3 separate regions of the Homo sapiens genome follow, and all the other regions are linked to region 3. The links are chromatin contacts, found by Hi-C or POLR2A ChIA-PET in ENCODE. All regions are on one chromosome and are shown on one strand. The core of a region is the stretch at or near the end of the contact, and the rest is flanking DNA. Distances in the headings are between cores, read along the strand shown.

What was found. Hi-C counts contacts between places; a loop is a spot of excess contacts on that map. ChIA-PET counts read pairs that join two places held with the same protein, here RNA polymerase II (POLR2A). Pooled maps may share reads with other maps.
Region 1: a loop to region 3 is called in a map of ascending aorta, with 12 times the contacts of the local background. The contact joins the promoter of NAT10 here to the promoter of CSTF3 in region 3. A Hi-C loop is called at or near these places in 1 of 168 maps with a recorded cell type or tissue (ascending aorta) and 13 of 50 pooled maps. POLR2A ChIA-PET finds 5 or more read pairs at or near these places in 1 of 52 experiments (activated naive CD4-positive, alpha-beta T cell).
Region 2: a map of B cell shows a loop between it and region 3 (8-fold over the local background). The contact joins the promoter of CAPRIN1 here to the promoter of CSTF3 in region 3. A Hi-C loop is called at or near these places in 7 of 168 maps with a recorded cell type or tissue (B cell, CD8-positive, alpha-beta T cell, chondrocyte and 4 more), 3 of 37 single-sample maps with no recorded cell type and 21 of 50 pooled maps. POLR2A ChIA-PET finds 5 or more read pairs at or near these places in 1 of 52 experiments (activated CD4-positive, alpha-beta T cell).

The regions. Positions count from the first base shown.
Region 1 is chr11:34,104,242-34,107,578 of GRCh38, forward strand. It overlaps NAT10 (N-acetyltransferase 10), which reads left to right and starts at 1,388. Exons shown (of 29, transcript NM_024662.3): 1 at 1,388-1,551. RefSeq lists an enhancer at 1,141-1,600.
Region 2 is chr11:34,049,765-34,053,134 of GRCh38, forward strand. CAPRIN1 (cell cycle associated protein 1) reads left to right here and starts at 1,967. Exons shown (of 19, transcript NM_005898.5): 1 at 1,967-2,107; 2 at 2,657-2,872. The coding sequence starts at 2,657. It overlaps LOC101929918 (a long non-coding RNA gene), which reads right to left. Exons shown (of 3, transcript XR_931177.3): 1 at 2,555-3,370; 2 at 907-1,269. RefSeq lists silencers at 1,622-1,821, 1,681-2,230, 2,271-2,570 and enhancers at 3,181-3,250, 3,321-3,370.
Region 3 is chr11:33,159,887-33,163,114 of GRCh38, forward strand. It overlaps CSTF3 (cleavage stimulation factor subunit 3), which reads right to left and starts at 1,594. Exons shown (of 21, transcript NM_001326.3): 1 at 1,413-1,594. The coding sequence starts at 1,439. CSTF3-DT (CSTF3 divergent transcript) reads left to right here and starts at 1,771. Exons shown (of 4, transcript NR_034027.1): 1 at 1,771-1,895. RefSeq lists enhancers at 1-823, 1,559-1,978.

The DNA of each region.
Region 1 (3,337 bases), core at 138-2,637, 940 kb after region 3:
TGCCATCTTCAATGTACTTTTATAACCTGCATCTAATCCTTAAGTGAGTCCACGTGGTTCTAACTTGAATATCCAGAGTTATCTTATACTTCTAACTACTACCACAACTACCATCCTAGCACAGGTGACTACAATAGCTTATAATTGTTCTCCTTTTTCTACTTTTGCCTTCCTGTGATTTAGTTTTTGCATAACAGGAAGCCTTTTAAGAGGGCAAAGCAGATTTTCTCATTTCCCTGTCCCCCACAAACTCCAGTGGTTTCTCATCATGACTAGAATTAAATTCTAAATCTGGTCCTTCACTTGCCCACTGCTTTGGCCACACTGACTGCTTTGCCAGGACTCCCCCATCTTGGAGCTTTTGTATGTACATCTTTGGCACGGGGAAGTTTTTCACTCATATTCTCAGGGCTCATTCTTTCTAAATTTCAGGTCCTTGTTCCATCCAGTGTCACCCCGTCAGAGGCCTTCAGTGTTCGTTTCTAAAATAGTATCCTTAGTCACTTTACTCACTGGATACTTCTGCTTAATAGCATTTAAAACTTAACCTAGAATTAACCACGAGGGGCAGGAACATTTTGGACACTATCCCTTGTGAGCAGAATAGTGCGTGGGCATATTCACATTTTGCTGAATGAACTAAAAAATTTCATGATGGATGTTGGATTAAATGGGTAGTGCTGCTGATGACATTAAAAGTGTATCTGGGGAAGGGGTTTGGATTCAGACATTTGCGGTATCCAGGAGGAAACATCAAGCAGTTGATAATGTTTTTTGAAGTTCAGCGATCTGCCCCAAAGTCAAGAATGCAACACTATGTATAGGTTGTCCCTGTAGTCATGTTCTTGGAGTTCACTGGAAGCCCAGGGGGAGTAATTTCATTTGACGACCATATACAGGCCTAATGGGAGCCTGCAAAGTACAGCGGCCGCAGTCATGGGTAGATTACAGGATTCCCATCTGTAAGATCAGTACTGTGGGGGTGGAGGGCCAAGCGAAACCAATAAAATAGGTCTGTTGGCCGAGTTTCCTCAACTTAACGGGGATCGGTTAAATTGAACACAAATCGTTGGATCCGTCGCGTTTCGCGTAACCAGGCTGACGCTGAAAACCCTGGACCTACGTGGGCAGGCCCTGGGGTGCGGACATCTATTTTGCCCTTCTTAGCCGAGGTACTTTAGCTGGGATATGAAGAGTGAAGAGGCAAACCGCAGCCAACACCCAGCTACCGCGAGCAGTGGGACTAAAATGCGCAACCGCAGTGGACATCTAGGCCTCAGCTCCGCTTCTGGTGGCTTACGTCATTACTCAGCGACAGCCTTGAGGAAGGTCCCTTCTCGCTCGCCATCTCTGCGACTTTAATGCGCTTGCGCACGTGCTGTCTACCAGTTCCTGAGAGGGACGCGTGCCGCGGAGCCAGGCTTACTACGTGACCCGGACACCAGGCATACGCTAGGGGCAGTCAGCTGTGCCTTCTCTTTCGGAGTTGTTCCGTGCTCCCACGTGCTTCCCCTTCTCCACTGGCTGGGATCCCCCGGGCTCGGGGCGCAGGTACCCAACGCGGGAGGGCCGGGTATGGATGCCAAGATCGGTGTCTGTGTTCTTCCTGGGTCGAGAGGGGACCGGCCTCAGGATGAAGGCTCTGCATCCGGACGGATACCTGGCCTACGCCGTTTGTCCTCCACCCCTCTTTTGGGGCGCTCCAAGATAACAGAATCACCTCTCCAATACGCAGCCGCTCTCGGCGCGTGCTTCTCGAGCGTCCTCGGGGATTTGCGTGGCTCGATAACCACCTCTAAGTAGTGCCTGTAACTGGGGAGTCGGGGTGAATGGGTGGGTGACAACAGTTGTTTTCCGTGGAGCTTGCCCGCAGTGCCTGGCTGCAGGTCTGGGCATTATACTTAGGGTAATCTGATTCCAGATCCTTCCACGTTCTTAAATCCTTCACTGTGCACATTCCTTTATACTCTTTATTCAGCAGTCACATTCAGGACTTGGTTTTGTTTGCCAGTGCACCTAAAATGGTGCCTGCCACATAGATGTTATGTGTAGATAGACGAATGAGTGAGCGAAAAATAATCATCTCCTTCAAGGCCTTCCCCATCCAGGCCTTCCATGACAGCTTCAGCCCATAGTAATCTCAGCCCTTCCTTCATCTGACCGGTCCCTCAGTATAGCTATTTTTTTTTTTTTTACATCTAATTTTACCTGTGTTCTTGTTCCTCATCTCATTCTCTTAAATACCTTCTTCAAGAAGAATGCAAGCTTGAAGTCAAGGGCCTTGTGGTACTACTTCTGGGGCTCCCACAGTAGCTAGAGCAAAAGGCAGCCCCCATTAATTAGTTGTTGATTGATTTTTGCGGGATCTTTATGTGGCCGGCAACACAAGGTTTACAAGTTGGGAAGATTGGCGAACTGGGAAGAGCTCAGGCTTTGGAGTCAGGAAGACTTGAGTGTGAATTCTGTCTGTCGTTTTTCTGCCTCGGGATATTTGAATTCTTTATACTTTCTCCTTTACGTATAAATTGGGGTCCTTGACAGTGACTTAGTGTTTTATAGTAAGACATATGCTAAAATCTGTTTGGATTGGAAGGTTAGAAGGGACAGTTAAGGTATGGTAAGTTTCAGTAAATGAGCTTTATGTTTATAATGCAGTAGGTACCAGAGTTTCTAAGTAGCATGTCACTTTTACATCTAAGTAGCATGTTACTTTTACAGTGATATTTCTGATGGTTTTTTTGATGTATTTATTGGGATGATGCAGTATTTTACTGTAGGTAATCACAGAACTTTTTTTTTTTTTTTTTTGAGACGGAGTCTCACTCTGTCGCCTAGGCTGGAGTGCAATGGCACACCATCTCGGCTCACTGCAACTTCCGCCTACCGGATTCAAGTGATTCTCTTGCCTCAGCCTCTCCTGCAGCTCCACTACCACTCCCGGCTAAGTTTTGTATTTTTAGTAGAGACGGGGTTTCGCCATACTCTTGAATTCCTGACCTCAGGTGATCCACCCGCCTCGGCCTCCCAAAGTGCTGGGCTTACAGGCATGAACCACCACTCCCGGCGAGAACTTTTGAGGTCTGTCTGTACAAAGGCTTCAATATCGTTTTCCCTAAAATGAGGAAACAGTTGGACACATTACATCATGGAATTATTCATTGATGGTTATTGATTTCCCTGACTTTATTAGTAACACGTGAATTTTTTAAGATTCCACAAAAACAAAAGAACAAAATAAAAGTCCCACCATCCAGAAGTAGCTACTTTATACTTTGGTATTTCCTTCCAGTCTTTTTTATTTTTCCCTCTGTTATGTGTATGCATAAGAAATGTTATC
Region 2 (3,370 bases), core at 717-3,216, 890 kb after region 3:
AAACCAGGGATTGGCAAACACTTTTTTTGTAAAAGAAGAGATAGTATTCTAGGTTTTGCACACCCTACTGTCTGTTGCACACCCAAGTACTCAACTCTGCTGTGCTATGGCAGAGAGGCAGTCATAGAATGGATGTGCATAGATGGATTGGATGTCTCCCAATAAAACTTTAGACATTGGTCAATTCCGAGGAACAAAACAGTGATTTCTGAAACTTTAATGTACACACAAATCTCCTGAAGATCTTGTTAAAATGTAGATTCAGTTAAGTCTGCTATGCAGTCCAAGATAGTAGTGATAGTGGTAGTGAGAGAGGTTGGGCTGAATAAACTTTGAGTTGCAAGGAGCTAAAGGATTATCATCTCCGTTTCTAGCCTCTAGGCCTGGCATAATTGCTCAGCGTAGTGCTAAGGATGGTTTAGGTGACTAAATTTTGAAACTATGACTCCCCATCTAATGCAGCAAAAGCCAAAGTCCTTACCGTGGTCTTTCAGGCCCTACAAGACCAGCCCCCTTTAATATGTTTGACCTCATCTCCTACTCTCTGCTCTTGCCACTATGGTTTCCGTGCTGTTCCTTGAACCCAAAAAGCACACTCCGTCTCAGATCTTAGTACTTGGTGTTTCCTCTACCTGGAAAATTCCTCCTCCAAGGTAGCTGCTTAGCCTTCTTCCTCACTTCCTTCAGTACTAGCTCAAATGTCAGTAAGGCTTTCCCTGACCACCGTTTTTTCTTTTCTCTACCATTTCACTATCTGACATGTATTTACTTGTCTTCCCCTTACTTAGATTGTAAGCTCCATGTAAATATGTTTTGTTCATAATCCCTAGCACTTAAGAGTTCCCAGCACACAGTAAGGTGCTTAATAAATATTTGAATGAATATATAACAGACTTTGCAGCTAACCAGGATATCTTGAGGTCGGAGGCTGCTGTTGTTTCTCCAGGCTCCCTCAGGATGCACTGTTGCCAGTCAGCGTTACTCATTTTATTCCCTAGGGAACAGTGGGTTTGGTAGAACTCTCTTCTAAATCTCTTTTTCATAGAATTTAAATTATAAATTGGTCATTTACTGTTGTCACACAATATTGCGTTGCTGAATTTTCCACTGATTATATTCATTTTATTTCCTCCCAGAACTTGGTTTCTTGTTTTTCTGCTCACTGTCCACACCCACTCCACCCCAAGGCTGGAATAATTCTCTTGGAGCAAAAAAATCATCTTTTTCTTTGTATTTCATTGAACGTTCTCTTTACAGTGTTAGGTAAACCTAAAAAAAAAGGAAACAAAAGTCTAATAATTCGTAATACTCAGGCCTACTGGATGTATAACATCATAGGGTAGCTGAAGACTCTTTGTGAGGCCAGAGCTTTAGGATTTAAAAAGCCACCAACCATGACCGTGTCCGACACGTTCTACAGAGAACTCCTAGGTTACTGGGTGATTGTTTGGTGGGGAAGCGGCGAGTTGTCTTTTTTTCAAAAGACGTTTTGGGGTATGGAGTTTGCTCGCTCTGCATACAGAAGGAATTCTAGAAGCTGGGATCGCACCACCCACCCCACGCACCCCTTACTTGCAGAAACCTTTGCCCCCCAACCCCCACCCCCACCCCAAATAAGGGCTCTTCAAGGGGCAGTTGCCAGCTCCAGAGCCAGCTGCTTGACACCTATTGTCCCCGTTTGGGCGTCAAACGATTTCGCCTGAAGGACCCTAGCGTCGATTGCTCTCAAAACTCAAGGGGCCTTTCCTTCGGCCTTGCCGGGGCCATCCCCACCTGCGTCCAGGAGGCGCCCCACAGCGCCGGGGCCGGGGGACGGCGGAGAAGCTAGCGGGCGGCCTCTTCCGGGCAGGCGTTCGCGCCGGGCAGCCCGAGCGGCCGCGAAGGCCCCCGCTCTCCGCTTCTCCCGCCCCTCGCGACCCAGAGGGCTGCTGGCTGGCTAAGTCCCTCCCGCTCCCGGCTCTCGCCTCACTAGGAGCGGCTCTCGGTGCAGCGGGACAGGGCGAAGCGGCCTGCGCCCACGGAGCGCGCGACACTGCCCGGAAGGGACCACCACCCTTGCCCCCTCAGCTGCCCACTCGTGATTTCCAGCGGCCTCCGCGCGCGCACGGTGAGCGCCACCCGGGACCGAGCCGCTGCAGGGGAAGAGGGCCGCTGCGCCCGGGTGTCCTTTATCTCCGGACCCGCTGGAGCTTCCGAGGGGCTTGCCCCCAAGTCCCCCCACCCCACCCCGGTCATTTCCCATGCCCTTCTCTGCCCCCAAGCCCCGACCTCTCTCTTTCCTCCCTTCTCCGGAAGCCGGCAAAAGCCGGCCCTCCCCGGTAGGGACCGTTGCAGTGGCCGTTGGCGGCCGGCGCGGCGATGCCCCGCCTCCGGCGCGAGCCTCGGAGCCCCCGGGCTGGTAGGCCGAGCCGGCGGCTCCGCGGGGGAGGGGCGGGTCGGGGGGCGGTGCGAGGCCCAGCCGGGCGCCCCGCTGGCGGGTCGCGCGCGCGCCCGCGCACTCTTCCTGCCCTCGAGGCGCGCCGCGCCCCCTCCCCCACCCGCTCGCGTAGGCTACCGCTCGCTGCGCGTTTTGTCCCGCGTCTCGCCCCGTCCGTCTCCTGACTGGCCGCTCTTGTCCTTCCTCCCGCTTTTTCTTCTCTCTCCTTGCGGTCTGAAGATGCCCTCGGCCACCAGCCACAGCGGGAGCGGCAGCAAGTCGTCCGGACCGCCACCGCCGTCGGGTTCCTCCGGGAGTGAGGCGGCCGCGGGAGCCGGGGCCGCCGCGCCGGCTTCTCAGCACCCCGCAACCGGCACCGGCGCTGTCCAGACCGAGGCCATGAAGCAGATTCTCGGGGTGATCGACAAGAAACTTCGGAACCTGGAGAAGAAAAAGGTGCCAGGAGTTGGCGGGGAAGGGAGGGGTGGCTGCGGCCGGGCTCTGCGGCCCCTCCGACCCTGGTCGCTGGAGCCTTCGCTTCTTTTCGTCTCGGGAGCGTTACTAGGTCCCCTCCTCCCACCCCCTGGCCCACACGCCCCGTCTCCACGTTCAGCGGGAGCTTCGTGCCCAGAAAACGGGCTCTTGGAAGAGGCACTTGTCACCTGACTCGGACGCGGCACTGTACCCCAGGCCTCTTTATTACTCTTCCGCTGTGGGTCCGGCTTTTTGGCCTTTAGGAGTGGGACATGTGAGGGTGGGGGCCTGTCGTCAGGACTTCACTGTATGGTGCCCTTCTTTCCGTCTCTGAGGCCCGATTTCTCTGACGAGGGCCCAAAATGAAGAGGTCCCTGCGCGGGGGGCTCCGGGTTCAACCGACCGCCTCGTGGAGTTGGGGCGGCCTGCGTCCTGCAGCCTTGGGGTCTGTCCGCTCGGTTACCATGCACTCGAGACCTG
Region 3 (3,228 bases), core at 344-2,843:
TAAACTTTGCACAATAAAACCTTTGGGAGAAATTATTTTTCTATAAATTTTCACCACCATCTGTCCCACTGAAACACCACAGTTCTAAAACATTCAAGAGGTCATGGTAACATTTCCGTGTCTTTGTAATTTTAGATAAATTCTAAGAATTAACAATGAATTTCGAAAACTTTCAATGAAACCTCAGTTCATTAGTCCTTCACTTTCAGATAACAAATACTAGATCAGAAAAGGGGTAAACAGTTTTGATACAGTAATTTTAAGACTTTGCATGCTTGGGCATGCTAACACTATGTAAAATGTAAATAGTGCGAAGATTTCTGGACTGAAACCAGTCCTCGGGCAAACACAAAACAATTTAATCAAACTGCCGACATAATGAAATCTACAGTCTTACAGACTATGCAATAGAACGCTCCTATTTTGCCTCATCTCTGCCAACCTCCAATAACATCTTCCACGTTATAAGCTAGGGAACCTGAAAAACGAAAACCTAAGTGCATGTCGTTGCTATGGCAATGGGAAATTTCAGGAAATTGAGACTGCAGGCTACCTAGCCTCCATTTTAGAAACTGTATTTATCTAAACACACCAGGACTTAGATCGAAAAACACATTTAATGGCATTTTTCATAACTATTTAGCTTCCTCTTTCACACTAAAAGGTAAATACTATCCTACAAAATTCTGAATACAAAGAGCAAAAGAAACAAATCACACTGATCTAACCTAAAAGTGTGAATTTTAAAATATTTAGTTGTCACTCATATTTACTATTAAAACAGATGCTTTTATTTACAGTGGCCAAAACAGACTTCTCATTTTCAACTTATACCTGCAATGTTTATGTAGCTGGAAAAATGAAAACGAAATGTGGCTAAAAGAAAAGAAAACGAAAGAAAGCCACAAAATTCCCAAAACCTCAGCATAACTTGCTTCTTTCTTCACTCGCTCTCATTAAGTCTTAATTCTCCAGATTAGCTTTGTCTCAAATATTTCTCAAACTAGTAACCTATTTCTGGGTACAGTATATTTGGCGGGGTAAAAGAAACACTGTCAAGTTTTTCTAAAACGTCGGGTGCACGTTAAAATAATTCCTATCCACTCTAATACCAAAACGATATCAAAGGAAAGCATCCCATCTGGAGTAGTCCCATGAATCTAAATAGGACGAAGCAGCCTACCGCTATTGTCTAAATCAAGTATTTACTCGTATTCATGCCTAAGAGAGAGAAGTAAAAAAAAAAAAATTAAATCTTAGATCTTGCTCCCCATTCCCACCACTCTTCTATATACCCTGTCCCCCGGGTTCACTAGACCCAATTCCTTCCTCAGCCGAACATGTCTGGAGCAGTCGGAGGAACAGACGTGGAGAAGAGGTCGCCACGAGGCCCCACCACTCTCCTTCCTCACCTGCTCCGTGGCTCCGTCTCCTGACATGGCCTCAGCTGATTACAACGTGCGCACTGACCGTCGATGGGAAGCTAGAAAAGAAAAATTAAACTAAAAACCACCCCCAAATCAGTAAAGTTACCCCCTGCCCAGCTGAGCCAGACCGCCAACACCAATCGCCACCGCCCACTCAAATATGAATTAAAATGGCTGCGCCCCTGCCGGCCGAGGAGGAGGTGTGTGGCTTCCGCATTAACTTCCGGGGCAGTGGGCGGGGCTAATTTCGCGACTCTGGTTATTCCGAGCGTGCAGAAAGCAGCGAGATCCCGGGGCGGGCCCAATTCCTGGGCTGACGTCACTACCCTGGCTTGGAGAGGCTGTTGCTGAGCCGGCTCCAACCGGCTGGAAGGCGGGAAGCTGTTTCGCCTGGAGGCTCGCGCGCTTTTTGGAATTCAGTTATCAAGCTTTAGAGCCTGGCTACTCACAGTTGAAGCCTGATTGCAGGTCAGCAATGCTAAACGTTAAATGCCTCTTATATTTAGGGGATAAGGACTCCGTGGAGGTTTTCTCTGGTCCCAGCTCCTGCTTTTTACTTTTCTTGGGGGTGGGAGGGATAGATCAAGCCCCCATTAATTTTTACTGCCACCGTCGACTCTTGTGTAGAAAGCTTTGAAGTCTGAGACCTGGGTTTTCAGCTCAACATCTCAGCTTGGTTCCTTGACTGCAAAGTAGGTATAATTGTTTGTAGCCCAGACTGCTTGGATTTTAACGAAGATAAGTAACTCTGGTAATTAAACTTCGTACCTCAGCTTTCTGGCCTATAGATGGGAATAATAATAGTACCTGCAAGTGAAATAAATTATACATAGAAAAGTGTTAGAACAGTACCTGGCATTAAGATTAAATGAGATTGACTGGGCGCGGTGGCCCACGCCTGTAATCCCAGCAGTTTGGGAGGCCAAAACGGATGGATCATTTAAAGTCAGGAGTTCTAGGCCAGGTGCGGTGGCTCACGCCTGTAATCGCAGCACTTTGGGAGGCTGAGGCGGGCGGATCACAAGGTCAGGAGATGAGACCATCCTGGCTAATACGGTAAAACCCCGTCTCTACTAAAAATACACACACACACAAAAAAAAATTAGCCGGGCGTGGTGGCGGGCGCCTGTAGTCCCAGCTACTCCGGATGCTGAGGCAGGAGACTGGCGTGAACCTGGGAGGCGGAGCTTGCAGTGAGCCGAGATCGCGCCACTGCACTCCAGCCTGGGCGGCAGAGCGAGACTCCGTCTCAGAAAATAAATAAATAAAGTCAGGAATTCAGGACCAACCTGGCCAACTTGGTGAAATCTCGTCTCTACCAAAAATACAAAAAAAGTAGCCGGGCGTGGTGGTTTGCGCCTGTAGTCCCAGTTACTCGGGAAGCTTAAGCAGGAGAATCGCTTGAACCCGCGAGGCGGAGGTTGCAGTGAGCCGAGATTCCAGCCTGGACTACAGAGCGAGACTCCGTCTCAAAAAAAATAAAAAATAAAAAATTAAATGATACTAAATCTTCTCAAACTGCTCTTCCATTTAAGCGTCATCGTTAGATGTCTGCAAGCATTTCTCGCCTACGGGGGTCCAATGCCCTAAAATAACCTAGTGAACTGTTCCCAGACTCGCCTTATTCTTTTAGGTCTCCTTTCCTCTGCTCAAACTTACACTTACTCCCTTTCCACAGGCTGAAATCTTACCCTTAAAATAATCAGACACATGAGCAAAAGATATGTATTAACAGATGTTCATTGCACCATCCAGCAATGGAGGACTGGTTAAAAATATCACAAGATTTATCTCTGCAATG